Regions from separate parts of the Homo sapiens genome. Here region 2 is linked to region 1. A link is a loop called in an ENCODE intact Hi-C map of the cell type or tissue named here. Cell type or tissue: Caco-2. All regions are shown on one strand. Links, peaks and the distances in the headings refer to the core of each region. The heading gives the core; the rest is flanking DNA.

Region 1 (16,312 bases), core at 2,680-10,679:
CCCATCAGCTGCTGGTGAGGCTGCACAGCTCTTGGGGGTCCTGGTGGTCTGCAGAGTGGGCCTGGAGCTTTTGAGAGAAGGTGCTGCAGGAGGTGGTCCTCCCTTGTGGGTTTTAAACCCCAACAGGGTAGGCACTGTCTGCCTCTCTGAGCCCCAGATCAAAGAGGAATGACCATTTCCTGAGCACCCAAAGGGGCCACACACTGCTCCATGAGCACCCCTTCTCTTTCTCAGCTTCTTCTTTCTCATCCTCATGCCTTTTCCCTGGCCCCCAGACCCTTCCAAATGGTTCTCCACTTTTCTCTTCTCCCCCAACTGCCCCATGCCTGCCTCTCTGGGCTGGGAGAGTTTCCCCAGAGCAGGGTCATCTGACAGGATTTTTGCCATGATGAAAACGTCCTAGAGCAGCATGGTCCACTGTGGAAGCCCCTCACACTGCGGGAGGCCCCTCATGCTGCGGGGGTCCCTCACACCACGGAAGCCCCTCACACTGCCAGAGGCCCCTCACACCACAGGGGGCCCTTCACACTGCGTTCATCGTGGGGGCCCCTCAAGCTGCGGGGGCTCCTCACACCACGGAAGCCCCTCACACCGCGGAAGCCCCTCACACCTCAGGGGCTCCTCACACCGCAGAAGCCCCTCACACCGCAGAAGCCCCTCACACCACAGGGGCCCCTCACACCGCAGGAGCCCCTCACACAGCAGAAGCCCCTCACACCACAGGGGCCCCTCACACCGCAGAAGCCCCTCACACAGCAGAAGCCCCTCACACCACAGGGGCCCCTCACACCGCAGAAGCCCCTCACACCGCAGAAGCCCCTCACACCGCGGAAGCCCCTCACACCGCGGAAGCCCCTCACACCACAGGGGCCCCTCACAGCGCAGGGGCCCCACACACCGTGGAAGCCCCTCACACAGCAGGAGCCCCTCACACCGCAGGGGCCCCTCACACAGCAGGAGCCCCTCACACCGCAGGGGCCCCTCACACCGCAGAAGCCCCTCACACCTCAGGGGCCCCTCACACCCCAGGAGGCCCTCACACTGCGGGGGCCCCTCACACCGCGGAGGCCCCTCACACTTCGGGGGCTCCTCACACCACAGGAGCCCCTCACACCTCGGGGGCCCCTCACACTGTGGAGGCCCTTCACCACATGTGGCTAGCCCTGAATGTGGCCAATATGACTGCAGAACTGAACTTGTGGCTTTATTTAATTGTAATGGGTGTAAATCACCACAGGCAGCTCGTGGTGACTGCGCTGGGCAGCACAGCTGTGGACAAAGCCGGCTACTATTACTTCACCTGAGACTCCACCTGGAGGTGAAGCCTCCTGAGGCAGTCCTCCCAGGGATGCCTCAAAATGCAGGGAAGGGCATCTGGGTGGATTGGAAAGAGCGGATTAACAGGAGTCCTCTTCTGTCCATCGCCACTGTCCCACCACTGGGTGCTCCCTCACAATCTTTCCTCATGCCTGCCAAAATATTTCCGTTTCTGAGGGACTTCTCTCCACAGCATTCTGAACCCCCACCATATCTGGTCCTCTACCCGAGGCAGGACCACCCTCCCCAGACAGGAAGACAACTCCAGATCACCACGGATCCCCAAGTGGGTGAAAAAGGAGCACGTGTTTTCCACCACAGGACCAACATTCCAGAACCCTGTGGAAAAGAATCCAGACGTCTGGATGTCTGGGACCAGCCTCAGCTCTGCAAGGCCTGGAGTAAATCGCATCACCTTTCTGAGTCTCGCTGATCTCACTCTTCTCATGGGGACGCCAGCTCTCATCCTACTGCCTCCCAGACCACTGGCGGCTGCTGTGAGAAAGGCTGGGGGAGCCATCTTTATTTGTGTTGTTAATATTTGGGTTATTTTCCCACCTAAGCAAGGAAGCCTTCTCTGTCAGTGTCTGACAGATGCAAGGATTTCAATACGCTTCCAATTAAAGCCCAAACTTTTTATAATCATTGAGATTATAGAGTTTAAGGGAAAATAATTACATGTGTGAGTGTGTGTCTGTGTGTGTGGTAGTGGTGGTGGGGGGAACGTGGGTGTGTATCTTGGAAAGTTTCCTTTTCCCAGAACTATCTGCTGGACCCCCTGGGTAAGAGGGGTGTTCCAAAGTTCTGGCAACAGCATCCCCTGGCTTCAAATCTTCCCCAGGCAGGAAGCGTCTTCACTGATGCCCCACCATGGAGAGGGGCCATGGGCAGGAAGGATGGAAGCGCAGAGGGGAGGACAGGATGAGGAGGGCATTTGTAGAGAGGTTTGAAGTTGAATCAGAACACACAAAAACCCTCAACCCATTCAAAGCTACCGGTGAGTTTCACTAGATCATTTAAAGTGGGGGGAAAAAGCAATGGTACAGGAAGGAACTCAAAACAGATAAAGGTGGCTCCCAGTGGTCCCCACCTCCTGACACTCAAACTCTTGTTTAGTCCCTTGCCACATCACGGTTAGTCTGTGACCAATGGAATATGGCAGAAGGGATGGTATGTTGCTTTGAGACCAGGTTACAAAAGATCCAACAGCTTATCTCTCTCTTTCCTTCTCTCTCTCTCTCTCTCTCTCTCACTCTCCCCCTCCCTCCTTCACAGGCCACTCACTCTGTCATGAGCACCCTACAGAGAGGCCCACGTTGCAAGGAAATGAAGCCTCCAGCCAACAGCCAGTGAGGAGCCAAGGCCTGCCAGCAACCACATCCGTGAGCTGGGAAGTGGCTCTTCCAGTCCCATCTGAGTCAAGTGTCAGATGACCGCAATCCTGGCCAACAGCCTGACCACAATCTCACGAGAGACCCTGAGCCAGAACTCCCCAGCTATATAGCTTCTGGATGCTTGACCGTCATAAACTGTGTGAGATCATAAGTGCTTATTTTAAGCTGCTAAATTTGGGGAGTAATTTGTTACACAGCAAGAGATAACTAATACAGCTTTGGGTACTTGGAAGTAGGGTGCTGCCATAGTGAAACTCTGCAATGTGAGAGTGGCTTTGGTACTGGGCAGTGGGCCGGAGCCAGAAGCATTCTGGGGTGATTCTTAGTGAAAACTTCAAATGCCATGAAGAGACCACTGGTAGAAATATGGACTTTGAGGAGACTGGTGATGGGGGCTTTAAGGGAGGTGAAAAATATATTATTGGGAATTAGAGGAAGGAGGATTTTTATTATGTAGCCCCAAAATGTTTAGCAACATTGTCTCCTACAGATATGTGAAAAGCAGAAAATGTACTTAATGACTTGCATTATCTAAGGAAGAAGTTTTTAGCCAGGGTCCTGCAGGGGCTGCCTGGTTTCTTCTTGCTAGGTAAAATGTGAGAAGAGAGAGACAAGTTAAAAGAAGGGCTGTCACAATAAAAAAAAATCCAGGACTTGCTAGTTTTGAAGAGTCCCAGACTGTCCAGATGGCAAATGATGCTAAAATTAGGAAATGACTTCTGCGTAAAGATCAAATCCAGGCACTCTCAGGAAAGCATAGTCCAAAGATGAGGTGGAGGGTGTGGCTATGAAGTCTTTGTCAAGATCTTAGAAAGTTCAGCGGTGCTGCCTCAGAGTACTATTCAGTCAGACCAAAAGCTCTGTAAAGATTTTAAGAGATGTTAAAGATCTTCTCAGTCAAACAACAGAGCTTCTAAGAAGCTTAAGGGCATTGTCCCTCAGCAGAAGCCCAGCGGAGAGAAGGGATGGTCTTGAAGAGATGTGTGGGTGGGCTTTTATTTGGTGGAACAGACTCAATAGGATCACAGAAGACCCATAAAGTTTTTCAAAGGATTATTTCAGTGGAAACACAACAACTTGGACTGGAAGGGAGAGACACAGTACAAAATATAAAGAAGCTCTTGGACCTCCCAAATTCTACCAGCAGGAAGCTATCTGAGCAACAAATCAGCTGCAAAGACATGCTACCTTTCATAGAAAAGGAAGGATGACTCAGAGGCAGAACCAAGAGCCCAGAGTATTCACTGGGCTCATGACTTGCTGCAATCTCATGAAAGACCCTGAATGCAGAGGGCGGAGACAGCCTTGTAGAATAATTCCTGGGCAGGAACAGAACTGAGTTCTAATCAAGAAACTTCCAATATCTGCCTGGCTGGATTTCAGAACTGCTATGGACCAACAATGTCTATGTGCTTCTTGTTTCCCCTCTTCTTGAATAAGTGTATCTAAGGCTGTTACCCTATGCCTGTCCCACAATTGTATGTTGGCTACGTGTGTGTGTGTGTGTGTGTGTGTGTGTGTGTGTGCAGCTAACTTGCCTCCTTAAATCTCAGGCCTACAGATCAAGAGTGAACTGTACCTGAGGTGCTGTACTTAAGGAGATACACCCAAAGAGCGTCATCTGCATCTGAACATGATCTAGATGATGAGACTTTGGACTTGGAGCTGATGCTATAATCAAATGAGACATTGGGAGGGGTGAGACTATTTTGCATGTGAGTCACTGGGAATGAGAGGGTGGGTTGTGGTAGTCAGCCTCTAAGATTGTCCCCAGTGATCCCCACTTTATGGAATTTATATCCCTGTAAAGTCCCCTCCCACACTGTACCAAGGTTAGTCTATGTGACCAACAGAATATGGTAGAATATGGCATGTCACTTCCAAGATTAGGTTACAAAGCATACTGCAGCTTCGATCTTGGTGTCTGTCTGTCTGCTTGTCTTCCTGTCTGTCTCTCTTGGATCATACTCTGGGACAAGTCAGCTGCTATGTCATGAACAGCCCTATGAAGAGGTCCACCTTGTGACCAACAGCTAATGAGAAACTGAGAACTGCCAACCACCTTGTGAAGGAGGCTGTTCTCCAACTGCTTGGGCTTTCTCCAGCCCCAGTCATGCCTTCAGATGCCTACACCCCTGGCTGACAGTTTGACTACACTCTCAAGGGTGACTTTGAGCTAGGACAACCCTGTTAAACTGCTCCTGGATTCCTGACCCTTGGAAACTGGGTGACATAATAAATATTTGTTGTTTTAAACTCTACGTCTTGGAGAAATTTGTTACACAGCAATAGATAACCCCAATACAAACGTCCAAGCCAAGCTCCATTTCCAGCAAATTATCATTGGAAATGATGATTAGCAGAGTCCTAAAGCAATCACATGCACACGTACATATCCACAACTATAAACATAAACCGAACATGTGTGATTCAAACACAAATATAGGCAATAAGTCCTCAGGTTTGTGTTGCCCTTGGCATTTTACCTCCTTTCTGAGCATCACCTCATTTGAACTGCAGAACACTCTTACAAGGTGGATATCGTATTTTATAGTTGAGCAACATGCCTCAAAGAGGTGAAGGGATGTCTTGAGGCTACATATCTAGTGACAGGACTCGAATGAAGTCTAGGCAACTCAGCATTCTCAAAGGACCACCTACACATTAGGCTGGAATAAGGGCCCTGGTGTGGCTCCTGTGATATGACCTCCAGGCAACAAAGTCAGAGGCAAAATGTGGGTTTGCCTCAAGTGGGATGGTTTTAGGCTCTTAGGAGCAAAAAAATCTGCCTTGAAATAACATGACATATACCCACCCTCACCTACCTCCCACACGTGGGAGCTTCTCAGTGTGCCAGAAACTAAATCATTCTCTTAACTCTGGGTAATCACTGAAGGCTCAAGTGAAAATGCAAAGTAACATGCCCTGGGTTACCATTAAGGGTAGATCAACCACTGACACACCAGTTCACAAAACGGGATGCAGGAGCAGTAAATCTGGGGTCAAAAGGGGCCGCATGAGAGTAGAGGAAGGTGGGAGCTCCTCCTCATTCTCACCCTAAGGGGGTGGTGGGAAGGCAGAAGGTGGCTGTCCTTGACTGCTTGTAGAGTAAGGAAGCACAGTCAAAATACACCGGGGCTGTCTCCCGGAAAGGGCGCCGAGGCTCCCCTGCCATCCTAGGAGGGGCGTTGGGACAGGAATTGGGATGGTGGAGCCTTGGGAGGGAATTGGCCTTTGTGTGCTCTGCCTAAAGAGGCCCTGATGATCACTGTTCCTACCCTACCCCTGACTGAGCACCGCCAGCCCTCCTGAATATCAGGGCACAGTCAGAATCCTGCCCTCTAAGTGTCTCACCCCAGCCTCCGCCCAGCCTCTTTGCACCGTGGCTGCAGCTCACAGCTCAAAGGCAGCAAGCTTCCTGCTCAGGGTGACCAGGCCGAGCCATCTGCTCCCTGACATGCAGAGCCAGTCTGGAACACGTGTTTGCTGTGGCCACACAGACCACCAGACCAAACATGCACACCACCCCAGAACACATTTTCTCTTTCTAAAAACATTTCTCATCTTTGTTTCAAGTTCACACATGTCTTTTCTTGAGTTCAATGTCAGTCCTGACAAGTAATAAGCCTAAAATTAGATCTTTTGTCCACCAAATCCTCCCCTTGAAGCTGAAAGACAGAGTTCAAAGCCAACACAAGGGCAGTCGTATTCCTGCAGGCGGGTGTCAATGCAGATAATGTGGGCTCCAGGCAGCAGCTTCTGTTTTGGGCTCCTCTATCCACCTGCTGAGGTGACTCAGGATCCCGGGGCTTGCCCTCCAGACATGAATGAATGTGTGTGCTGGATGCTCTCCGGCCCTCTGCCCTTCCCTAAGTCCCTCAGTGGCCGCACCTGCTTCAGGTGAGCCCAGGAGCTCACACACAGCAGGGAAAGCTCTCAGTCTGTGTCAGGCTGGACCCCGCCCAGCAGCTGTAGGGAAGGTCAGGGAAGAGGATCAAGGGAGGATGAATGAGGCCATGAATAGTAAGGGGTGGAGGAGTAGGAAGGAGTCAGCAGAACCTGCAGAATCAGAGGAGGCCAGCAGGAACAAGAGGCAAGGGAGAGGGACTGAGGTACAGGGGCTGGTCAGTGTTGGGAGCAGGACAGAGACAGGCCTGTTCAAAGAACAGCGAGAAGACTGGGGTCTGGAGAGCACAGCGAGTGAAGACAGTGGGTGGGAGGGTAGGTGGGGACAGAGCTGAGGGCAGGTGGAGCAGGCCATCTACAAGGAGCAGGGGGTCAGGGAGCGCGAACCAGTTGAGGATTCCAAAGGCCTATTTGAAAGGTTAGAAGCTGTTTGATAATGCCATCCCACAAGTTGTTGGTGAGTCTGTGTCCACCTACAAGGGGGACCTAAATCCTGGTGCCCAGGCTGTTCATCTGTCCAGGCCTACTTGGAAAGAATGGGCAACCCCATCCAGCCCATAATTTGAAGGGCATTGAAATCCCTGCAGGTGCTTAGAGACATGGAGAAGGTGGCATATGCTGCTGCTACAGAGATGACTACACCAAGCACCCAGGGGACAACTTCATCTTAATTTCCCCCGTGGGTGCTAAGTACAGGCATCGCCTCTGGGAACTTGAGGGCCTATCTTCTTGAGCTATTTTATTTCTGTTTGCTGGTGTCTTGCCTAATTGAGTCCCTGCATCACTTTTGGAAACCAAGGCCTCCCAAAATATTCCAAACTGTAATAGAGGCCACCTTGGCTTCCCCAAAACACATGCATTGGAATAAATGGCTATAATTAAATTACTGGGAAGACTCAGAAATAACTCTTGGAGTTCAGGGTAAATGCCGACCCAGGAGGAAAGCTCCTTGGTATTTTTAAAACCTGTGCCCCTGTCTCTCCTGGGGAGCCCTGAGGAGTGAAAGGCACCCTCATGCTCTGGGTTTGTCCTCTTGGGAGTCAGGGGAGCCAACAGCTGGAGGAAGCTCTCCTCTGGCCGGGCTGCCTCCCCACCCCCTGAGCTGCCCACCACTCCAGAACTCACAGAACTTTCCCTCTGGGTGCTCATCGAGTGGGGTCCCCACAATCTGGGAAATCCCTGGTCAGTTTCGAGGGCTTCCTAAATATGTCTATTCATGAATCATCCAGACAAGGAAAGTAATCTATGGGCAGGACTGACCTAGTGCAGGTGGGGAGAAGGTGGGAGGGTGGGTGACCCTGTCTGAGGGTCTCATCTGAAATCTCATCATTCATTCATTCATTCATTCATTCATCCCTTTGAATGAGGCAGCAGCCCTCCCCTAGTCCATTTGACATGACAGCCCCCTCACCCCAAAGAGGACCATGCCGTCTTTAGCTCCCCGTGCATGTGAGTTGATCAGGTGGTTAACAGGGGGAGTATGTAGGAGGCAGCCAGGGAGGGGCCCAGCAGACGGAAGCTGAGTCTGCAGATGGGGAAGGAGGGGGTCCCAGAGCAGTGGGTTGTTAGCAGCACACGCCTGGAAGCCAGGCTGCTTGTGTCGCTTCACTTTTCTGGACTAGTGACTTTCCTCATCTGTAAATTGGAAATAAAAATAGCATCTCCTTCCTAAGGTCATTGGGAAGACTATATGAGCTAAAGGGTGCCCTGAATACAGTGAGTGCTCTGGAAGTGCTTGTGAATTGCTGAGTGACATCCAGGCTTGGCAGAGGGTGGGCCAGGCTTGCCTGGGAGTCTAGCGAAAAAGACCCTCAGAACCAGTGGGATGCACAGCCTGCTACATCAATGAGTACAGCCAAGTGCTTACACCTATGAGCGCCGATGGGTATGGCCGGGTGCTTACACCTGTGAGCGCCGATGGGCACAGCCGTGTGCTTACACCTGTGAGCGCTGATGGGTACGGCCGGGTGCTTACACCTGTGAGCGCTGATGGGTACGGCTGGGTGCTTACACCTGTGAGCGCTGATGGGTACGGCCGGGTGCTTACACCTGTGAGTGCCGATGAGTACGGCCGGGTGCTTACACCTGTGAGCACCAACAGGTATGGCTGGGTACTTACACCTGTGAATCTTGCGGTCCTGGGCAGCATACGATCTCAAGAGGACAGAGAGGCTGGGTGCTGTGGCTCATGCCCTTAATCCTAGCACTGTGGGAGGCTGAGGTGAGAGGATTGCTTGAGGCCAGGGGTTCAAGACCAGCTTAGGCAACATGGCAAAACCCTGTCTCTATAAAATAAAAAATAAAAAATTTAGCCAAGTGTGGTGGCACGTGCCTGTGGTCCCAGTTACTTGGGAGGCTGAGGTGGGAGGATCACTTGAGCCCAGCAGGTCGAGGCTGTCGTGAGCTATAATTGTGCCACTGCAACTCCAGCCTGGACAACAGAGTGAGATCCTGTCTCACAAAAAAAAAAAAAAAAAAAAAAAAGCACAGGGCCAGGAGTATGAGGCTTAGCCTAGTATGACTGTGTGCCAGATCTGGGGAAGGAAAAATATACACAGGGGCAGCAGGCATGGCTGCCTTTCTAGAACCTTCTGGACAGGGCACATGGGCTGAGCTGAAGATACACGAGACACTGGTTATTTGCACTGAAAGCCCTGGCCAGCCTCCAACATGTCTTTCAGAACTGTCTTTCCCATCCCATGGTTAAGGAATGGAATATCCCTGAGAAGTGTCCCTTTTCATCTTCACCTCGCACTCTCTCTAATACATTGTAGAGCTGAAATCAGAGCCCTATTTTATAGCTGAGAAACTGTGTACCCTTAAAGTGTAAGAGAATTGCTCTGAACCACACCACAAGTATGAAAATCCAGATTCCATGACTTCTGGTCCAGTGTTCTTTTCTTCCTGCACAGGAGTGAGTGTCAGGACAGAGAGGGGGGGATGCACGTTCTCTGAGGTTAGACTCAGAGCCGCACACAGGGTCAGGACTTCCCTCGTATCTGCCATCACATGGCATCTAATGGCATCCCTGTAGTCTGCACAATGGTGTCCTTGGGGACATAAGAAGAATGGTTTGTCCAGGGCCCAAGATCCCCTGGCTGGTGAGAGATGAGCTCGTCTTGAAGCCAGTGAGCCTCGCCCTGGGCCTGGGCTGCCCACCAGACACACTGTCCCCGGGGAGGGCTGGGCTGGCTTGGTGCCAGAGGCCAGGTTGCTTGGGGCTCCGGAGAGGAATGAAGGGTTGGGTGTTAGTGTTTGTGAGCCAATCCTCAAATGCCTAGCATTTCAGTAGAGACTAGACCTCTGAGGAGGAATGAAACCAGCTTGGGTGGCTGGTTCCCAAGGCGTCCATTCTACGTCCCATCCTAGACGCAGACCTTGGGGAAATGGCATTTATCTCTCCAGGGCCAGTTTCTCAGGGAGCAGCCCTCCTGTCCTGCAGGTAACTAGACATGTGCCCCTACGTCCTCTTCAGTCACCTTTCTTGTCATTGGGTCTCCCTTTGCTATTTAGGGCTTAAGGGGTCTGAAGGAATTCTAATTGCTGGGGAAAAGGGGATTATTGTGATCGAGAAAGAGTAGTACTCTGCTCTCCAACTGTGGGCACAGAACTAGGGGATGCCCACTGCCTGGTGGGCACAGGGGGTTCCAGGGCTCTGCCAAAATGAGCTGTAGGCAACCTCTTTTCTTACCCATTTGTCCCCCGCGTGGATGTGGGTCCCGATGGGAGAGAACCCCCAGAGCCTTGTATTCCCATGAAGTGTGATGCTGGGAGGAAGTCCTGAGCATGGGGATCGGGGGAAGGTATATCCCTCATGGGTGAGTTGTGGGCCAGCCTCAACAGGGCCACTCTCTGCAGCTTGTTCTGCCCAGGAGTGCGGCCTGAGGCAGCTGCACTGTGCAAAGGATTATTGGGACCATCATGATTTGTACAAAGCGTGGGGCTTTCTCTGGGTGTATCAGGGGCTCCATTTCAATCAAGCATGGACCTGGACATCTGGCTTGAAGAAATGAGCTGCTCTTCTTTTCAAGAGAGAGCCTGCTTGGGGGTGGGCGTGAGGGAGGAGGAGAAGGATCCTAAAAATAATTCTTATCTGACTCATTTTGCTTAGAATCTGACAGGGCTGCCTGCCAGGTGGGGGTTTGCCTGTCCCATTTTCTTATCTATCTTTAGCAGGGACTTAATGAGGGCAATTTCCTTGCTGGGATGGAAAGACAAACCGTGGGCAAAGTGAGCATAGATCTGTCTCGCGGTCCCTGGGCTCGGATGACAGGATGGCAATGACAGTCACTGCAGGGCTGAGCTGTCTGCGAGGGCCTCAGCAACAGTGGCATCCCAGCATGGTGCAAATGAAGCAGTGATAGGCTCAGTCAAACCATGCAGGACAATGACCACTGGAAGAAGCATCCCCCCCGTCCCCATCTCATCCCCTAGCGAAGCTACCACCACACACGAACAAGATAAATCACTCAGACCTAAGATCCTGTTGCCTACAACATACTTCTTTATCTTCAGCATCTCTCTACTCTGTTTTAAAGAGCAAGTACGGTCACTTCTCATTATTTATGGTAGTTGCATTCCATAAAGTTGCTGCAAATACTGAATTAGTGAATACTGAACTATTACTCCTAGGGGAAATGCGGGGTTTGGTTCCTGCAAGCCTCTGGTCACAACATTTTCACCACTGGATCAATACATAACCTCGTTTTGTATGTGTTTCTGTTTAAAGAAACCTTATTTAATACATATTGTTGATTTATTAACATTGAACTCACGGCCAACAGCACTATAACTCATGCCTGAGTGATGCTTATCTAACACACACATTTTCTCCGGAAGGCACATCACAGCCTCCTTGCGCTTAAGAACAGTAGACGGCACTTCAGTACTATGTTTAGGAGCCATTTAAAATAGCAAATTCACCAAGGAAAAGCACAAAAATGTGAAAAACATGGCAGTAAACAGAACCATGAGAAGGGTGCTTGCTTATACTATGAGAGCTGAAACAAGGAGGCAGAGTGTTACTTTGGCCTGGACTGGGATCTTGCAGGTCAGGCAACTCAAATTTTTCACTGTTTGTGTGTCAATGACTGACTGCAAAAACACCATGAGTATTGAGTGCGGTGTTACAAATAAGTTTTACAAGTAGGCGAATGTGCAAATATGAATCAATGAGTAATAAGGATGGACTGCACTTCCAAAAGAGCTATCTTAACAACTCATGTGAATGAGCTGATGTATAGATATAGGACTCCGACTAGGTTAATTCCTCATCAGTTCCCGGTGGGCAAGATCTGGGGGACCTGGTCATTTTTGTAGGATGTGGGACTCTATGACTGGTAGAGTGTTCTGAGGTGCTAAAAGGAGCAGCAAGTTCCAGATAGCAGCTGTGACTTAAAGAGAGGGATGTCGAGAGGCACTTGGTATCCCCCAGAGTCCTTGCCCATGAGCCCACATGTGAAAAGGAATGTGGGGCCTCCTGTAGTCACAGATGACCATCAAAGCCTGGGATACAGAAGCCACAGCAGTGTCAAGGAATGGGGCTTAAAAATATTAAAGACAATTCTAGAAGCATATTTTCGTATTGAGAGTGAGAAGTCAGAGGGACACATGAGGCTACTGATGGGGCAGACAGCGTAGAATTAAGAGGTGGCAAAAAGAAAGCAGACCTCTCCCACTCCAAGTTTGCCTTCTGCAAGAGAACAGGTACCAGCCCAGAAAAGGCAGCTGCAGTTGCCGCATCTGTCAGACGCTGAGGGCCTGGAAGACTCCACGGAGAGCAATGGGTGCTCTGAGTGCTCACCTTCATGCCTCGGGAATGGGGCGATATTGATATTGATTGGAGTAAAAGAAATCTTTACATGAGGTCATAAATGGCCCCTGACCATGTCTGAGGAATCCTGGAGAACAGATATAAGGGTTAATTTCATGTCAACCTGACTGGGCTAGGGGGTGCCCAGTTAGCTGGTAAGACATTATTTCTAGGTGTGTCTATGAGGACATTTTCAGTCAGTAGACTGAGTAAAGATCTCTCTCCCAGTGTGGATGGGCACCATCCAATCCGCCAAGGGCCCAAACAGAACAAAAGGCAGAGGAGGGGTGACTTCACTCCCTCTTCTTGAGTGGCGACATCCATCTTCTCCTGCCCTTGGACATCCCATGCTGTAACACATGGTATGCTTACGGTCACGCTGGGAACCTCATACATGCTCCTGTTTCTTGGCCTTCGGACTTGGGTTGATTACACCACTGGCTTTCCTGGTTCTCTAGCTTGCAGCAGATGGCAGACTGTGGGACTTCTTGGCCTCCATAATCTCATGAGCCAATTCCCATGATACATCTCTCTCTCTTCCTCTCAATATATCCTATCAGTTCTGTTTCTCTGGAAAACTCTGAATAATGCAACAAAAGTGTTAGAGACTGTAGCTAGGTATACACAGTCTAATTTTCAAAAATTGGAAAAATATGGATATCATTTCTCCAAAAGAGATTGCCAAACAGATGGTTTGGAAGAAAAAAGGTGACCACTAATAGCTAGCACAGGTTCACACAGACCAAGTCATGGCCAGACCAAATCTATGTCCTTTTTTGAAACAGTTACTAGCCTGACACATTTAGGGAACCCTGAAAATATCAAGGTTGAAGAGGTAGCTGGGTATGGTGGCTTGTGTCTATAATCCCAGCTACTTGGAAGGTTGACGGGAGAGGAGCACTTGAGGCCAGGAGTTTGAGACCAGTCTGGGCAACATAGCAAGACTCCATCGCTACCAATCAATCAAGCAATAAAAATAAAATTAGTCAGGTGTGGTGGCGGGTGCCTATAGTCCCTAGAACTACTCAAGAGGCTGAGGCAGGAGGATTGCTTGAGGCCAGGAGTTCAAGGCTGCAATGAACTATTATTGCACTACTGTACTCCAGCCTGGGTGACAGAGCAAGACCCTGTTGCTAAAAAAAATTTTGAAGGGGTGTTTCAAGAGGCTTGCCACATCACTTCATCCTGGGACCTGCCTTATTCTTTAAATTTTTTTTAATTGAGATATAATTCACACAGTACAAAATTCACTCCTTTAAAGTATATAATTGAGTGCTTTTTAGTCTATTCACAAAGTTCCATATGTCCTGTTTGTTTTTATCAGTGACTTAGATGATGTTACAGAGAGCTTGAAAAATCCAATCTGATGACTGACACTTAGGGTCTGGGTTCACGTTGGCAGAGGAAGAGAGGGAGGGACAAAATTCTTATTATTTATTTATTTATTTATTTATTTATTTATTTATTTATTTATTTTTTAAAGACAGATTTTCGCTCTTGTTGCCCAGGCTGGAGTGCAATGGCGTGATCTCGGCTCACTGCAACCTCCGCCTCCCAGGTTCAGGCAATTCTCCTGCCTCAGCCTCCCGAGTAACTGGGATTATAGGCTGCACCACCACGCTCGGCTAATTTTGTATTTTTAGTAGAGACGGGGTTTCTCCATGTTGATCAGGCTAGTCTCAAACCCCTGAACCTCAGGTGATCTGCCCGTCTCAGCCTCCCAAAGTGCTGGGATTATAGGCATGAGCCTCCACGCCCGGCCCCAAAATTCTTAATTGGTTCTACATTTAGAAGACACCAAATCACAGTCACGGTCAATCGCAGGACAGAGGCAGCAAGCGCTGCTGTAGGCTGTGGCCACCCTGCAACGTCCAGCATGTGGCCCACTCCGCACGCCAGGTGGATGGCTCGCTCCCCTGCCTCTAGTCCTGCGGAGCCATCTGACACTAGCTGGGCTGGCTAAGGTCTTTTTCTCTTCTTCCTTTCAATCTGCTTTGCACATGGAGTAAATTAACCATTCCGAGACCTCACTTAATGAAACAAATTAATTTGGAGAATGGCTCTCTTGTCTCCCTGGCCGCACAGGCACGGTGCGATGGACCACTAATGCCTACATTAGCCACCTCTTCTGATGGTTAAGAGGCCGGGCTTTGGAGCCTGCAGGGTCTTCTGACATTGCTGACAGTCGGGCGGGATCATCTGGAGCTGGCAGGCTCCAGTGGCTTTTCCCTTCTATGTAGTTCAATTGGGGGTGGTGGCCGCTGTGAGCACCACCCACATGGCTCTGTTTCTAGGGAGCCATGTGGGGACGACTTCTGGGGATGTGGGGAATCCCTGGCTCCAGAGCCTGCTTAGATGCAGAGGAGCATTTAGAGGACACCAAGCCACAGTCACGGTCAATCACAGGACAGAGGCAGCAAGCACCGCTCCTCTCATCCCAACACCCTCCCATCTCCCAAATCCTCCTGGAGGTCTCACTAGTAGTTCAAGCCCCACCTCCTCCAGGAAGCATTCTGGAGCATCTCCCAGGATGGCTGCTTTCTCTAAGCCTCCTCCCTGTTAACACGTGGATGACTGACAGTCATGCACAGCGTTCTGGTTGCTTCTGGAGTCAAGGCACCATTGTGCAAGCTACAGCTCAGGCCCTCGAGAGCAGGGGCCACACCCTATACTTCCCGTATTCTCGGGCACAGCTTATGGCACAGGGTACAGCCCAACCAATCCCAGTAGGAGAACTGAACAGTGCTTCACTGCAGTGTCTGCTGTGATACACATTCAGGAGCGGGGCACTGCCTCCCGGCTGCTGGAAGTGCTGTGCAGACAGCCCTCAGCTGCCAACCCCTAGGACAACTGCTCTGGGCAAAGAGCGCAGCCCCGCCCAAGGTAACGCTCCCTTCCTTGGGCAGTCCCTGCCTGATGACCAACAGACATGGAGGTATCAAGGCCTGCCCCTTTACCCCATCTTGGGACAGCTCTTAAAGAGTCAGCCCAACTTCAGAACCTCCCCTACAGGCTCAGAACTCTCTAAGACTGCACTGCAGCCCAACTTCTCTCTGCTGATACCACTTCCTCTTTTGATCTTCTACCAGTATCAACACCAAAGGCATGCCTTTAAAAGCAGCTGCTGATAATCACTGTCCCAGAGCCTGCTTCCCAGGGAGCTCAGGCTACAACATCCATTCATTGCCTTAATGTGTTCATCTCTTAAATGCAGCCAGGGTGTGGTGGGGAGAGAAAATATCCTCCCCAGCGGTGAGGGACCTCACTCAGGGTCAACTTGGGCAGTGCGCCGGGTCTCCAGCCCTCTAGTGAGCTTGCTCTTCTGGTCTATGTGCTCTGGGCAGAAAGCTTTGAGAAAAGGGGGGGAACGAGCCTTAGCAGCCCCCGTTCCAAGCAACAGGTCTCCAACTTGCATGGGGCCAGAGCATCAGAAGGCATGCTGCTCTTTGAGGAACGCGTGGAACACTCATTTAGCACATTTATGTCACAAAATGCATAATTTTGTCTGAAATCAGCAAATGTCTTTTCTTAGCTTCCAAAAACAAACAAGTGGTTACTAGTTGTTCAAATGTCAAGAACATTCTTGAGGAAACCTTTGAACTGTCCATGAGCTTAATTTTTTTTTTTCAAAATGGAAAAAAGACATCCACAATTCACTAGACGCAGCCCATGGCATCAGGAGCAGAGTCTGCAGGTGACCACTCTGAAGGGGCCTCCTTCCCTGCTAGCCCAGGCTCTGCCCCCTCTGACAGTGTGGGTAGGGCTTTAAAAGTGGATCCAGGGGAAGGAACAATTGATCCTAGCGGCCCGCCCCTGGAGGGAATGCAGGGCAAGGCTTTCCGGGTTTGCTGCCACAATCACAGGACAAAAGCTCCCCGCTCAC
Region 2 (16,312 bases), core at 3,769-11,768, 190 kb before region 1:
GGCCCCCAGGCTGCCTGTGGGAAGACTGTGTAGGGAAGCGGGGCGGGGCCTGCAGGGGAGGGATGAGGGCGGAGCAGGGCGCCCTGCAGGCTCCAGATGCTTCTGTGGAAGGAGGGGAGAGAGGGGGCACCCCTGGGGATGGGGGTGCCGGCAGAGAAGGGGAGAAGGGGGACGCATCTATTTGAGACACATAATCTTCTGTCTGGGCTGGAGGAAGCTTTGTTAAGGTAGCCCGGGTTAATACCGGTCTGCATGTTGTGATTTGGCATTTTGACATGAATTCACCCTTTGTGTACAGGGCTGCTGCTGACACACTGAGACTGTTTTCCTATTAGGAATATAGATGTTTTTGTCCCAAGCCACCCTCATTTTTATTTTTACCAGATAGGTTCCTCATGACCACGGCACTGATTTGAGAGCTGGGTGACAGGCACCCAGAGACCATCGCATAGGTGGTCCCAGAGTCTAGACACCTGGGTTCTAGCTCTGGCTGTGTCATCCCCTGGTACTCCAGCAGCAGGCTTTCTGGGTCCTGGTTTTCTCATCAGGATGACAAGGGGCTGGAGGAGCTGGCCTTCAAGGTTCCATCCAGTTGAAAGATCTGTAACTCCAGGACGTTGCTGAGGCTTTTTGAGGCCCTAAAAGCAGACTACCCAAGCTATTAAGGGTCCCTTTGCATCTGTGCTCTGCAGAGAAGAGGCTTTGTTGGCCAGGTGGGCACAGATGCTGGTGTACTGGACTCCTGATGGGCAGGGGCCTGGAGAGAAGCAGCACCCAGCGCTTCCTATGCTTAAAGAAAGGCAGGGTCCTGGTCAAAGGGCTGTAAGAGCCTGGGCAAGTCCAGGACTAGCCTCACCGCCTCCTTCTTTCTGTCTCGTCCTGAGAGATGAGCTGGTGACTGGGTGCAGTGGGGGGGCGGGTGTCTTCATTCTAGGAGTCACCAATGCCTGTCCCCACTAACCCTCTCTGCCAATGTGTTTTCTAGATTCCCAACTTCTTCTGGAGCCTGGGGATCGGTCACACTGGTGCGTGGTGGCATACTGGGAGGAGAAGACGAGAGTGGGGAGGCTCTACTGTGTCCAGGAGCCCTCTCTGGATATCTTCTATGATCTACCTCAGGGGAATGGCTTTTGCCTCGGACAGCTCAATTCGGACAACAAGAGTCAGCTGGTGCAGAAGGTGCGGAGCAAAATCGGCTGCGGCATCCAGCTGACGCGGGAGGTGGATGGTGTGTGGGTGTACAACCGCAGCAGTTACCCCATCTTCATCAAGTCCGCCACACTGGACAACCCGGACTCCAGGACGCTGTTGGTACACAAGGTGTTCCCCGGTTTCTCCATCAAGGCTTTCGACTACGAGAAGGCGTACAGCCTGCAGCGGCCCAATGACCACGAGTTTATGCAGCAGCCGTGGACGGGCTTTACCGTGCAGATCAGCTTTGTGAAGGGCTGGGGCCAGTGCTACACCCGCCAGTTCATCAGCAGCTGCCCGTGCTGGCTAGAGGTCATCTTCAACAGCCGGTAGCCGCGTGCGGAGGGGACAGAGCGTGAGCTGAGCAGGCCACACTTCAAACTACTTTGCTGCTAATATTTTCCTCCTGAGTGCTTGCTTTTCATGCAAACTCTTTGGTCGTTTTTTTTTTGTTTGTTGGTTGGTTTTCTTCTTCTCGTCCTCGTTTGTGTTCTGTTTTGTTTCGCTCTTTGAGAAATAGCTTATGAAAAGAATTGTTGGGGGTTTTTTTGGAAGAAGGGGCAGGTATGATCGGCAGGACACCCTGATAGGAAGAGGGGAAGCAGAAATCCAAGCACCACCAAACACAGTGTATGAAGGGGGGCGGTCATCATTTCACTTGTCAGGAGTGTGTGTGAGTGTGAGTGTGCGGCTGTGTGTGCACGCGTGTGCAGGAGCGGCAGATGGGGAGACAACGTGCTCTTTGTTTTGTGTCTCTTATGGATGTCCCCAGCAGAGAGGTTTGCAGTCCCAAGCGGTGTCTCTCCTGCCCCTTGGACACGCTCAGTGGGGCAGAGGCAGTACCTGGGCAAGCTGGCGGCTGGGGTCCCAGCAGCTGCCAGGAGCACGGCTCTGTCCCCAGCCTGGGAAAGCCCCTGCCCCTCCTCTCCCTCATCAAGGACACGGGCCTGTCCACAGGCTTCTGAGCAGCGAGCCTGCTAGTGGCCGAACCAGAACCAATTATTTTCATCCTTGTCTTATTCCCTTCCTGCCAGCCCCTGCCATTGTAGCGTCTTTCTTTTTTGGCCATCTGCTCCTGGATCTCCCTGAGATGGGCTTCCCAAGGGCTGCCGGGGCAGCCCCCTCACAGTATTGCTCACCCAGTGCCCTCTCCCCTCAGCCTCTCCCCTGCCTGCCCTGGTGACATCAGGTTTTTCCCGGACTTAGAAAACCAGCTCAGCACTGCCTGCTCCCATCCTGTGTGTTAAGCTCTGCTATTAGGCCAGCAAGCGGGGATGTCCCTGGGAGGGACATGCTTAGCAGTCCCCTTCCCTCCAAGAAGGATTTGGTCCGTCATAACCCAAGGTACCATCCTAGGCTGACACCTAACTCTTCTTTCATTTCTTCTACAACTCATACACTCGTATGATACTTCGACACTGTTCTTAGCTCAATGAGCATGTTTAGACTTTAACATAAGCTATTTTTCTAACTACAAAGGTTTAAATGAACAAGAGAAGCATTCTCATTGGAAATTTAGCATTGTAGTGCTTTGAGAGAGAAAGGACTCCTGAAAAAAAACCTGAGATTTATTAAAGAAAAAAATGTATTTTATGTTATATATAAATATATTATTACTTGTAAATATAAAGACGTTTTATAAGCATCATTATTTATGTATTGTGCAATGTGTATAAACAAGAAAAATAAAGAAAAGATGCACTTTGCTTTAATATAAATGCAAATAACAAATGCCAAATTAAAAAAGATAAACACAAGATTGGTGTTTTTTTCTATGGGTGTTATCACCTAGCTGAATGTTTTTCTAAAGGAGTTTATGTTCCATTAAACGATTTTTAAAATGTACACTTGATTTCATGTTGTCCTCCAACTCCTTTTTCTTCTGCTGCTTGGAGGGAGTGGGGAGGAGTGAGTATTCATCCAAATTCAGTTGAGTTGGCGTCTTCCCAGCCCAGTGCTTGGAGGATGGGAGACGTGGGCCACAAAAGAGACATCTAGAACAGCCCTGGTCTTCAAGAGTGCTGGAAAGACCTGCAGCCACCCAGACATCCCTCCTTCTTGTGTCTTGAATTTGTAATGGGAGACAACCTACAGGAGCTCTGTGGGTGATAATTCAAAGCTTGTAGAATTGAGGACAGGGAATTACATCTAGGGTAATGGGAAGGAGACAGGATTAGAGGATGGATGGATGGAGAAGTTTAGCCCCAAGAACCTGGGTCCATCTGGTTCTTGCCAACTCCTCACTTGGTATTAAATCCTAAGCCTACTGTACCCCTGCTAGACTGGATTCCAGGAGAAGTTTCCTGGGGGCTGAGACCCTGGAAGGGTGATGAAGGTGGGGGTTGAATGTCAGTGGTGTTCAGAGGGACTAGGCCACCTCCTGGCGCCCTCCCAAATACTGTCCTGGGCCACAGAAGTCACAGAGTACAAGTTCCACTCTGCAATATCGTCCCTTGTCTGCTGGGACTTAAGTGACAGTTCACTAGTCCCCTTCCCCAGCCTAGCTCTGGTGGCACTTGCAGTCAAAATGCCTCTTCAGTGCTGTCTTTGCATCAGCCTGCCTTGGTTCGCTGCTGAACCGTGATCTGAGCCATGTTTTAGATTTGGGAAATCTTGCACAAGAGATGGTCTAAATTGGGTACCAAACAAACGGCTGTGCAGGTGTCTATGTAAGGGGTTTTGAACCTTATATCCAGGAAGGGGGTCCTTTTGAAGTGGGGGTTAAGATTTGAATATCATAAGCCTGTACAATTTCATGAAAGCTTTTTGGAAGGCCAATGTAGGACAGCCAACTTTCTATTTTGCCAAAAAATGACCAAAAGCGCTACAGCCTACTGGCGCCACCACTTCATTAAAGGGAATGACAGTACAATTGGTTAGCAAGAAATATTAATACATGTTGATTGCTGATTTATGCTCCAGGGCATTAATGCCAAGTGGTCATCCTGGCCAACTTGTTTACATGTGATAGGGAGCTTACTACCTCTAAAAGTAGCTTTTGCTTTTTTTTGTTTTTTTTGAGATGGAATCTCGCTTTGTCGCCCAGGCTAGAGTGCAGTGATCTCGGCTCACTGCAGCCTCTGCCTCCCGGGTTCAGGCAATTTTGCTGCCTCAGCCTCCTGAGTAACTGGGATTACAGGAACACACTACCACACCCGGCTAATTTTTTGTATTTTTAACAGAGATGGGGTTTCATCACGTTGGCCAGGCTGGTCTTGAACTCCTGACCTTAGGTGATCCACCCGCCTCGGCCTTTCCCAAAGTGTTGGGATTACAGGTGTGAGCCACCACGCCTGGTCGCTTTTTGCTTTTTATCATTGAACTGAAACTTGCTTACATCGTAGTTCTGTAACCCAGAATAAGTGCAAAATCTCATCTCTAGAAAACACCCAAGGAGGGTTCTAATTAACTCTAGGGTGGTAGCGGCGGAGGAGGGGCAGGGAGGGAAGGTGTTTCACTGGGGGCTGTCAAAGTTATTTTAGTTTGCTCTAAATTGCGTCGGCATGCCCGGAAGCTCTTTAATAATTGTAGCTACCATTTACTGAATGCTTCACTAGGTGCCAGGCATAATGTTCAGGCGTTTGAGGGAATTCTCATTTCATCTTCATTAGGACACGCTGCAAAAATGGAGGCTTTGAGAGGTGAAATGACTGGCTCAAGGTCACACAGTGAGATAGTAAGTGGTTAGGGAGATCAGGATCTGACTCCGGGCTGAGTGGTTCTTCCTGCTTGGTCCACGCCCTGTTGAGATGTTTATTTGGTAGGATCCTGTGTGGCTCCAGTCCCACAACTCCCTGAAATGGAGAGAAGGTGGGAGGGTGGTCCGCCACGTTTCCTCCTGACCACTTGCGCAAGGCCTCTGGATTTGGGAGGCAGAAGCTGTGGCTTCTGGAGGAAGGAGAGGCTGGAACAGGGGTGGAGGTGTGTGGGTTCTGGCAGCATGGCTGATTCCGGGTGGTGGGGAAAGAGGAGTGCTTAGGAGGAGTCTGGCATTTGCTGGTTTCTGACACTTCCCTCTTTTTGCCGGCAAGCCCGTCACCCACAGTCATCTCCTGAGCACCTTCAATGTGCCGCAGCGGGCACGGAGGTAACGTGGACCTGGACGGTGCCTGTGAGTGATGCTGGGGGACAAGACGCCACACCTGAGATGATCAGCAACAGAGCAGGCAGAAGAAAAGGCGAGGACCCAGGAGGAGGCCTGGTCTTGGGGCCACAGGTGCTTGCAGAGGAGGTGGGACTTTCAGCTCAGATGGCATTGAGATTAGCAGAGTAGGGGGAGAAGGTACCCCATTGGAAGGAAGTTTTCCTGCCTCTTGGTACTCCTTCCTTTCAGTTTGCCCCTTAAATTTCAGGGTATCTTATATAATTCGATCTCAGGCTCTGCTCAGGCTACACCCTCTCCCTGGATGACAGCATCACTCTGGTGGTTCTGTCTCCCTCAGACCTGTAGATGCCTCAGCTGTCCCAACCAGAAACCTGGATTCCCCATCCTTGCCCCTGTCCCCCATAATGAAAAAAAACAAATTCCCTCCATCCTGTTTCACCCGATCAATAATTATAAAATGCAAATATCTCTCTCAGAGTTCTGTTTTCTCTACCCCCACTAGCATGACTTATTTCAGGGCCTGTAAGTTTTCCCTGGGTCTCCCTTACCTCTGGTGAAAGTAGCCCTTCAGCATCCACCTCTGCCAACCTCTCCCCTGAGTCCCCAGCCCTCCACGCACAGAAACCTTTTGTTCCAGGCATGCAGGGGGATGCACTGTGCTGCAGGCCCGCCGTGCTCATGCGCTTCTGCAGCAAGTGCTTTGCAGCCACTTCAATTAGCTATCTCCTCCTTATCCTTTGGGATGTGATGCAGGCAACACTTCCTCCAAGAAGCCTCCTCCCTTTAAAAAATTTCTGTCTGGGCGGGCGCGGTGGCTCACGTCTGTAATCCCAGCACTTTGGGTGGCTGAGGCGGGCGGATCACCTGAGGTCAGGAGTTCGAGACCATCCTGGCCAACACGGTGAAACCCCCGTGTCTACTAAAAATACAAAATTAGCCTGGCATGGTGGTCGGCGTCTGTAATCCCAGCTACTTGGGAGGCTGAGGCAGGAGAATCACTTGAACCCGGGAGGCGGAGGTTGTGGTGAGCCAAGATTACGCAATTGCACTCCAGCCTGGGCGACAAGAGTGAAACTTTGTCTCAAAAAAAAAAAAAAATTTGTCCTGAAGAATGTTCAATAGTGTAAGATTCTCTCTTCTGCTGAACTATAAGCTCTTGGCACCCTGGGGTCTCAACTGGAGTCTCAGTTAGGATTCACTGCCCTGACAATTCCTGGTGTGGTACTCAGACAGGACTTGTCTCATGAACGAGGCATATTTGTGGGCTTAGCTTGGGCTGGGAATAATTGTCATCATCTTCATCATCAAGAGGCAACACTGAGTATGTCCTGACTCTGTGCTAGGCAGTGTTCTAAGCACTTTACACTGGGATTGTCCCATATGATCCTCACAGCCACTCTGCGAGTGGATACCATGATCATCACTCCCATTCTACAGATAAATAGGTTCAAAGAATTGCCCACAGTCTCCCAGCTGTTAAGCGATAGCATCAGATTTCATCACTTCTGTGTTATCTAATCTCTCTGGGCAGGCCTGGCTCAAGGAGTTGGGTATATGTTTTTTCTAAAACAAGTTCTGGTTTGGAAGGACCAAGCTGATCTGACTGCTGAGCAACAGAAACAACACCTGCCATTTGTACTTGTCAGTGCATACCAAGGGTCATGCTGCCTGTGCCCCCACGCCGCAGAGGACGTGGGCAGGCCTTCCCTGATTCAGGAAGGGCCTGACCCTCCAATGGGTGAGTGATTTGCCCGGGACCACCTATGCACAGCCTGTGATGGAAGCTGGATTTGCACCCAAACCTATAGCAAGCGATGACTTCTCGCTGGGTCTATTAAGCTCCCAACACTCAGCAGCCTGCAAAGGACCTGTTTGTCAGCTCAGCCGGTGTGCCCTCAATGAGCAACTCCTGATTGTCCCTGAGGGTGTGCTGGGGGCAGGCAAGGTGGGGGCCTGATGTGAAATAGGATGTGGCTCACAGTCACCGGTTTGGGGGTCAGACAGATCTGGGTTTGAGCACTCACTTGGGCAAGTCACAACCTCTCTGAACCTCAATTTCCAAAGCACAAAGTGTGTATTATACTTTCATGAGGCTAAAATCGGGACTGGGGAGAAAATTCATGTGAAGAGCTGACCATATGCTAATTAGGTTGAACCACGTGGGATTGCTAATATCTGATCATGTTGACCCACAATAATGGCAATTTCAGATACTTTATGAGATACTTAATCCAAGGCAGCCAGCCGTAATCAGGGGTCCCCACCCTTCTTTTCATCCCGCAGCTGCAGTCAGAGGCTGGTGGTGCCCTCTGGGTGGTGGATTTTGCAGCAAGTGAGAGAAGACAGTTGGAAAGCCAGTCCATGGATAGTAGGGGGGTGGCCAATATTGAGGCGATTCCTTCCTGCTCAAAATGTCATCCAACTGCTGAGTCCAGGCCAGGGCAGGAAGCAAAGACCACCAGCAGCCAGGGCTGCAGGGTTGGGGTGTCCTGGCCTCAGGAGGAGGGGTGCGTGGGCCCAGGCTGCCACCCTTGGAGCCAGGAGCAGCCCGCACAGTCCCTGGTTTCCTGGCGGCTCTCAAGCAGGAGGCCCGAGCTGCTAGCTCAGCAGTTTTCCCTCAGCCAGAAGAACCCCGCTCTCTTTCTGAAAGTAATGATTTTCTAAAAATGGATTCCCTCCCCTCCCCCAGCTGCAATTAATCTACCCAACACAAAGTGGCCGCTGGAGGAGGACTCTGGTGAGTTGGGACTAGTGCAAGTGCTTTGATTAATTCAGGGACAATTTCCTGGCTGGGCTGGGGGTGAGAGGCTGGGCAGGGACGCGCTGCCTGGGTCGGGGGTGGCCCACTGCAGGGTCCATTTAAACAGCTATGAGAGCCACGGAGACCTGGGAGAGCTGGGAGCCTCTTCCTAGGGAGCCTGTGCCCGCCTTCCTGGGGATTTGAGAGGCAGAGTCTGCCATGGACATGTGCCCAGGTGCCAGGGGAAGCTCTTGCTAAGCCTGGAGCTGCCTGGAGCTGCCATTTTAGTGGAAGCTTAGGGGGAGAAGGAATACAATTGTTTCTACCATAAGCCCTTATATCTTACGTAGTAGAATGCAAACTTGACCTGAATTGTTGAGAAAAAACAAGACACTTCAAGGACACGTGGTTGCCCTTGATGTTGCTTTAGGTGGTGGCCCCAGGCCCTGGCAGTTTCTCTTCTGCAGTGGGCATTTTAGTGGAAAAGTGTAAGATCAGTGGGACACAGAAGCGCTGGGGACAGAAATAGAGTGTGTATATTAGGACTGCTTTGAACCTTAAAGAAAATAGAGATGTGTCATAGACAACTGTATTGAATCCATTCTCCGCAGTGTAGACTGCCCTTTGATACACGTTCCTCTAATGATTCTGGATGGGAGCTCTGACTACCCCCATTTTAGAAGAAACTGAGGCTAAAAGAGATGAGCGACTTACACAAGTCACCCAGCCAAGAGGTGGCCGAGCAGTTTTCCTTAAGCCTAACCCAGGGCTCTTTTGTCCAAAGCCTGGTGCTCACCACTCTGTCCCATGCCCATTTCAAACTCCAGGTCTTGCACTCTGCCTGCCCAGATCCCAGCAGTAATGAGTGACCTGGGGTCGAGACATTTCATTCCCAGGGAATACTTATGCATTTCCCTCATTTCCCAGCCTCCCTTGCAGTTTGTTTGGGACCATGTGACCAGTTCTGGCCAATGGGCTGTGAGAAGTGCCATGTGTCACTTCCAAGCTAAAGCATTGAAAAATTGGTGCAGGGTGACCCAGCTCTCTCTCTCTCTCTCTCTCTCTCTCTGCCACAGGGACCTGGAAGATATGTTTTAGGATGATGGAGACAGAAGATGGAAAAGCGTTCGGATCCTGAATGGCTGCTCTGGAGAGCCCCTGGGCCCGCTGCAGACTTTGTTTGAATGTGGAACTTTTTCTTTGTGGCTGAGATTTGGAGGTTTGCCTATCCAGATGATTATGTGACCTGTGCCCCACACTCAGTCCCTTGCAGAATCTGGCTTGCTTCTTTCTTTTATGGAGGTGGGTCTTGTATCTCCAGCGTCTGGGAGCTCCTTGAGGTCAGGCACGAGCCCAGCCCTCATGCTTACTTGAATCCTTTCACAGTCACAGTACAAAGCCCAGCACTGGGCTCGTAGTAGGTGATGAGTAAATACCTGCTGTAATTGGCATGAAGTGCCTCTCCAGTGGTGCCCCATGAGGGACTGCCACCAGGTGTCCTCCAAGGGCACAGTCTCCCACCTGGTCCAGGGCTCCTCTCTGATGAAACCCTGCCCTTGCCTGCTCCTCAGCTACGTAGTCTTTGAAACGGCTCTTCACCTTCTCCTCAACCTCATCTGGTTGAGGCCAGGGGCCACTTTAACCTGGCCAAAGCCAGTACCCTCTGGGCAAGGAGAGAGAGGCTCAGAGCAGAGCTCCGGCTCCAGTGAACACATTGATTAGAGTCATCAGACCACGTTCCCAGCTCCTCTTGCCTATCCTGCTTGATTTTTCTTCATATTGGTGGTTGACATTATACTTACTGTATTATATACACATTTGCCTTTTTTTTTTTTTTTGAGACAGAGTTTTGCTCTTGTTGCCCAGGCTGGAGTGCAATGGCATGATCTCAGCTTACTGCAACCTCCGCCTCCCAGGTTCAAGTGATTCTCCTGTCTCAGCCTCCGGAGTAGCCGGGACTACAGGCGCACACCACCATGCCTGGCTAATTTTGTATTTTTAGTAGAGATGGGGTTTCACCAGGTTGGCCAGGCTGGTCTCGATCTCTTGACCTCATGATCCGCCTGCCTTGGCCTCCCAAAGTGCTGGGATTACAGGTGTGAGCCACCGTGCCTGGCCTATGTTTGACATTTTATTATATATCTGTTTGTTGGCTTGACTATTATCAGAGGCCCCTAGTAGAGTGTGAGCTCTGTGACAGCAGGGACTTTGCTCTGGTCACTGCCATAACCCCAGAATCTAGAACAATGCCCAGCACATAGAAGGGATAGAAGGCACTCAACCGATATTGGATGGATCAATGTTGAATGACTATTTAACTTTTCAACTAAAATATATGAATTTAAGTTCCAGGTGAATTCCTTTTTTTTATCTTTTTTCTTTTTTTTTAGAGACAGGGTCTCTGTTGCTCAGGCTGTAGTGCAGTGGCATGATCATAGCCTTGAACTCCTGGGCTCAAATGATCTTCCTGCCCTCAGCCTCCCAAATAGCTGGAACTAAAGGTGAGCACCACCCTGCCTGGCTAATTTTTTAATTTTTTTGTTGAGACGGAGACTCGCTACATTGCCCAGGCTGGTTTCCAACTGCTGGTCTCTAGTGATCCTCCTGCCTTGCTGGGATTATAGGAATGAGCCACTGTGCTCAGCCAAATTCCCTTTTCCCCAAGAAAAGTGGGTATGGGACCAGGTGCAGTGGCTCACGCCTGTAATCCTAGCACTTTGGGAAGCCGAGGTGGGCGGCTTGCCTGAGCTCAGGAGTTTGAAACCAGCCTAGGCAACATGGTGAAACCCAGCCTCTATTAAAAATTAGCTGGTGTGCACCTGTAGTCCCAAATACTCGGGAAGCTGAGGCAGGAGAATTGCTTGAACCTGGGAGGCAGAGGCTTCAGTGAGCGAGATTGCACCACTGCACTCCAGCTTAGGGGACAGAGCGAGACTCCATCTCCAAAAAAAAAAAAGAAAAGAAAAGTGGGTATGTACTTACTTTATAACACTAGTGAAAATAAAAAGCACATTATTATATTCTTTTCTCCCAAAAGGTGAATGCAAAACTTTACCTCTTAGGGTGGTGGTAATAGCGACAACTACACCCACAATAATAATAACAAAAACCTGCGTTTACTTAGGGCTAAGTATGTGCCAGGCACTCTCTGCAAGGTACTTTTTTTTTTTGTTTTTTTTTTTGAGACAGTTTCACTCTTGTCACCCAGGCTGAAGTACAGTGGCATGATGGCATGATCTCTGCTCACTGCAACCTCCGCCTCCCAGACTCAAGCAATTCTCGTGCCTCAGCCTCCCGAGTAGCTGGGATTACAGGCGTGAGCCACCGCGCCTGGCCTACGTTGTGTTGTCTTTAAGGTAAGCGCTCTCATTAGCTCATTTTACAGGTGAAGACTTGCAGGCCCAGCGAGAGACTCACAGCAAAAGCGTGGTAGAACCGAAGCCCAGGTCTGCCTAACTCCACAGCCCTTGCTCTGAGCCCTGGGTCTCCAGGGGAGCCTAGAGACACCAGCAGCCTTGAAAGAGTAGTTTTCCCAGCTTCTGTTCCTTAAGGTCGAGACAGAAACACGCTAAGGCCTGATCCCACTGAGGCAGCTCGAGACTCTGGGGGTCTCTCTGCAGGAAGGGCTTGCTCCTTGGCCAAGCTGTCCTGTCCCAACCGGGGCTGTAATGTTCACTGTGTATGGGCGTCGTGTCATCAGCACCAAATCTTCTAATGACACACTGCAGCCAGGGAAATTACAGTGCCCGGGAGACTTGTCCCAGAGGCCCTGCCCGAGGTAATTCCAGAGCAGGAGCGCATGCTGGGAAATAACAAGAATGACAGAGTCTGGCTGCCAGCCTTAGATAATGGAATGGTGAGTGATTTTATTTTACTTATACAGATCTTTTTCTTGAATTTTAAAAATATTGAAAAATGGTATCAAAAGTAAAAATTAGCGCTAACCTCATCATTTAAATTATGCCCTCCAACTTCACTCCCCAGAGGTGAGCATGCTGGAGACTCAGATATGTCCCCTTTCTGAATTGGCTTCTGCCTCTACATATGCACATATACAATTCTCACCAATGGAGTCACATTCTACATATCAGCCTGCGCCCTGCTTATGTCACTTAATGATACATCACAGACATTTTTGGAGATTATTCATTTTCATGGTTGTCTAGTAGTGGAGCAGAATTTAAAAGATGCTAGTGTTCATTTAAAGATATGCTACTTAGTACTGAATGGGAGTGAGGACGTGGTGCAACAGGAACTCTTGTGTGATGATGCTGGGGGTATAAACTGGTTAACTTTTTGGCAGTATCTACCAAAGCTAAAGAGAATCATACCTGCATCAGAAATGCACACATATATTCACTAAAATATATGTGTCTTTTAGTGAATATATTCTTGAACATGTACAAGAATACTCACAGCAGGCCGGGTACAGTGGCTCACACCTGTAATCGCAGCACTTTGGGGGGCCTAGGCAGGCAGATCACTTGAGTTCGGGAGTTTGAGACCAGCCTGGCCAATATGGTGAAACCCCACCTCTACTAAAGAAAATGCAAACATTAGTCTGGCATGTTGGCACATGCCTGCAATCCCAGCTATTTGGGAGACTGAGGCAGGAGAATCGCTTGAACCTGGGAGGCGAAAGTTGCAGTGAGGTGAGATGACACCACTGCACTCCAGCCTGGGTGACACAGTGAGACTCTGTCTCAAAATAAAAAAATAAAGTATATTAATAGCAGCACTATTGATAATAGCTCTAAACTGAAACAACTCAAATATCTGTCAAAAGTCGATGGTTATTTACACAGTGCACATCATGCAACAATGGGCATGAAAGAACTCCAACTCTACACGGCAGCAGGATGATCTGCACAGTTATAACGCTGGGCCAAAGAAGGCACACACAGAAAAGTCTACACTGTATGATTCCCTTTATATAAAGTTCAAAATCAGGCGAAACCAATTTGTGGTGTTAGATGTCAGGAAGTGGGCACGAGAAGAACTTCTAGGGGCTGATGATGTCCTGTTTCTTGATCTTAGGGCTGGTTACACGGGGTGTACAGTTTGTGAAAATTGTGCACTTTTCTACATGTGTTATACATCAGTTAAAGTCTATATATATATATATATATATATATTTTTTTTTTTTTTTTTTGAGACAGAGTCTTGCTCTGTCGCCCAGGCTGGAGTGCGGTGGCATGATCTCGGCTCACTGCAAGCTCCGCCTCCCGGGTTCACGCCATTTTCCTGCCTCAGCCTCCCGAGTAGCTGGGACTACAGGCACCCGCCACCATACCCGGCTAATTTTTTGTATTTTTAGTAGAGACGGGGTTTCACTGTGTTAGCCAGGATGGTCTCGATCTCCTGACCTTGTGATCTGCCCGCCTCAGCCTCCCAAAGTGCTGGGATTACAGGCTTGAGCCACCGCGCCTGGCCAAAGTCTATATTTTTAAAGAAGTGTCAATGGCAGGCATCCCCTCCAAAAATTCAGTCTTGTTTACCCTAAGTTTGTCCCCTTCTTCCTTTTCTTCCAGCACCTAATGAGCTGCATGTAGGACAGTGCCTTATGTATGATGTGACCCAGGGAGGGAATGGGAGTTGCACGTTGTGGTTTTTAATCCCTGGGACCAGGTGGTCAGCCTCAGGTGATGACTGAGCCTGTGCTGTCCCCACGTATTTGCTCTCAGGTAGTCAGTGAGCAATGGGGTAGAGAGAATGTCAGCGGGAGGGGGTGGGAGGAGGAGGAAAAAAAGGAGGAAGAAGAGGAGGAAGAAGAGGAGGAAGAGGAAGAGGAGAAAGAGGGAAAGGTTGCTGTTCTCAGGACTGCTGAGGGGACTGTCTTGCACATGGGCACTTGCATGAGTGGTGGAATTTCTGGGGTCCTAGCTACTATTACAGCAATGACAATAACAACAACTACTACTATTATTAATAGCATCCAACTTTTCTTGAATTCTTACCTATTGCCAAACACGGAGCTGAGTGCTTTATATGCATCACTCATGTGGATCCTTTTAACACTGTGTAGTTTTTATCAGTACCCATTTGCATGTTGGAGGCTCACATACATACAGTAAGCCCCTGACCACCACACCACACAAGCCCCTGCTTGTTTTGATTATTCAGTTGTTTATCTGGAGACCTATTATGTGCATGATGCTGTCGAGGATTGAGGTATAAAAATGGATGTGTGCCAAGCATGGTGGCTCACACCTGTAATCCCACCACTTCGGCAGGCTGAGGTAGACGGATCACCTGAGGTCAGGAGTTCGAGACCAGCCTGGTCAACATGGTGAAACCCCATCTCTACTAAAAATACAAAAAAATTTAGCTGGGCATGGTGGTGTGTGCCTGTAGTCCCAGCTCCTCAGGAGGCTGAGGCAAGAGGATCACTTGAACCCAGGAGGCGGAGGTTGCAGTAAGCCAAGATCACACCACTGCACAGCCTGGGCAACAGAGTGGGACTTCATCTCAAAAAAAAAAAAAAAAAAAAAAGTATGTGATACAGTCTCTATAGTGTCTGAGCAGGTTAATAATTGGGTGCTTATCCAAACCAATTGTCAGTGCTTTATTTCTTATTTTGGGAGTGCTCAAAATAGGTGATTCATTTCTTTTGCTATTTACTTTTATCTCCTTAGCAAGATATGTTCCCTCTTTAAATATTAGAGACTAAATTAACAAATACAAAGGGAGGGCTGGGCTCAGTGGCTCACGCCTGTAATCCCAGCACTTTGGGAGGCCGAGGCGGGTGGATCACCTGAGGTCGGGAGTTCGAGACCAGCCTGACCAACATGGAGAAACCCCATTTCTACTAAAAAATACAAAATTAGCAGGGCATGGTGGTGCATGCCTGTAATCCCAGCTACTCGGGAGGCTGAGGCAGGAGAATCGCTTGAAACCAGGAGGCAGAGGTTGTGGTGAGCCGAGATAGCGCCATTGCATTCCAGCCTGGGCAACAAGAGCAAAACTCTGTCTCAAAAAACAAAACAAAACAAAACAAAAACCACCAAATACAAAGGGAGAAGAATTTTGTGAAAATCACCTCTTGTGTTTTTTACAGAGAACTTCTTGACATCTGAACACAACTCATTTCAGACTTTAAAAAAATACATTTTTATGTGCTCACTATATAATAGGTGCTCACAGAAAATTTGCTGAATGAATGCTTAAATTGTTACAAAATGACACTATTGTATGATTTTTTAAACTGCTCATTCCCTGACACAAACACACTTAATGCTGTAATGAGAACATATTTCCAGGTTCATGAACACGCAGCTACTTCTGATGCTTTCGTTCATCATTAGTAGGGATGATTTTTTTTTTCCATGTGTTTGGGAGACATTTCTGTTTCTTTTGTGGATTTCTTGTTTATGTCCTCTGCCTATTTTTTTCTCTGGGTTTGTTACTCTTTGTGGTCATTTGTCTTAAAAATTTTTTTCAAAGTAATTCATACACAAAATTTTAAAAGTCGAGTAGTATTGAAAGTCTTATAATAAAAAATTGCAGTCCACTGTTGTTTCTCTCCCACCCTAGGTTTATTCCCCAGAAGTAACCCTTTCAACTTTTCAAGCTGTTTCTTTCAGTATTTATCACTATAACTTTTTAGGGATATATAAAATATTCATTAAAAATGTAAAAATAGTATATATTCATCATCAAATATTCAAAAGACACAATAATGCATTAAATAAAATGTTAAAGCCCTTCTTAATTTCTCCAATGCTACTTTTCAGGGGTAAATTTCATTAGAATGGATTACAATAGTCCCTCCTTATCTGCAGTTTTGTTTTCCACTGTTTCAGTTACCTGTGATATATATATATATCATTTTTTATATATATGTGATATATATCATATATGATAGATATATGTGTGAGATATATATATATATGTATTTTTTTTTTTCGAGACAGCATCTTGCTCTGTCACCCAGGTTGGAGCGCAGTGGTGTGATCTTGGCTCACTGCTGCCTCGACCTCCTGGGCTCAATGCATCTTCCCACCTTAGCCTCTTGAGTAGCTAGAACTACAGGTGTGTGCCACCACACCCAACTAATTTTTGTATCTTTTGTAGAGATGTTTTTGTTTTTGTTTTTTGTTTTTTGTTTTTTGAGACAGAGTCTTGTTCTGTCTTCCAAGCTGGAGTGCAGTGGCGCAATCTTGGCTCACTGCAACCTCTGCCTCCTAGGTTGAAATGATTCTCCCACCTCAGCCTCCCAAGTAGCTGGGATTACAGGCATGTGCCACCATTTCCTGCTAATTTTTTTGTATTTTTAG

What was found. Peaks named below come from ENCODE experiments on the same cell type or tissue, not always from the same donor. Only the 100,000 strongest peaks of a DNase experiment are listed, where the experiment ranks them.
Region 2: a loop joins it to region 1, with 2.3 times the contacts of the local background. A loop is called at or near these places in 5 of 110 quality-filtered maps.

What each region holds. Positions count from the first base shown.
Region 1 is chr18:48,714,996-48,731,307 of GRCh38, reverse strand. All of the region lies in intron 7 of CTIF (cap binding complex dependent translation initiation factor), which reads right to left. Among named protein-coding and RNA genes, the nearest start is that of MIR4743, 53 kb to the right of the region's middle. In Caco-2, for the core only: no CTCF peak of the experiment used is centred there; no DNase peak of the experiment used is centred there.
Region 2 is chr18:48,906,584-48,922,895 of GRCh38, reverse strand. It overlaps LOC124904355 (a long non-coding RNA gene), which reads left to right and starts at 8,237. Exons shown (of 3, transcript XR_007066464.1): 1 at 8,237-9,338; 2 at 11,245-11,392. SMAD7 (SMAD family member 7) reads left to right here. Exons shown (of 4, transcript NM_005904.4): 4 at 986-3,043. The coding sequence ends at 1,524. In Caco-2, for the core only: no CTCF peak of the experiment used is centred there; no DNase peak of the experiment used is centred there.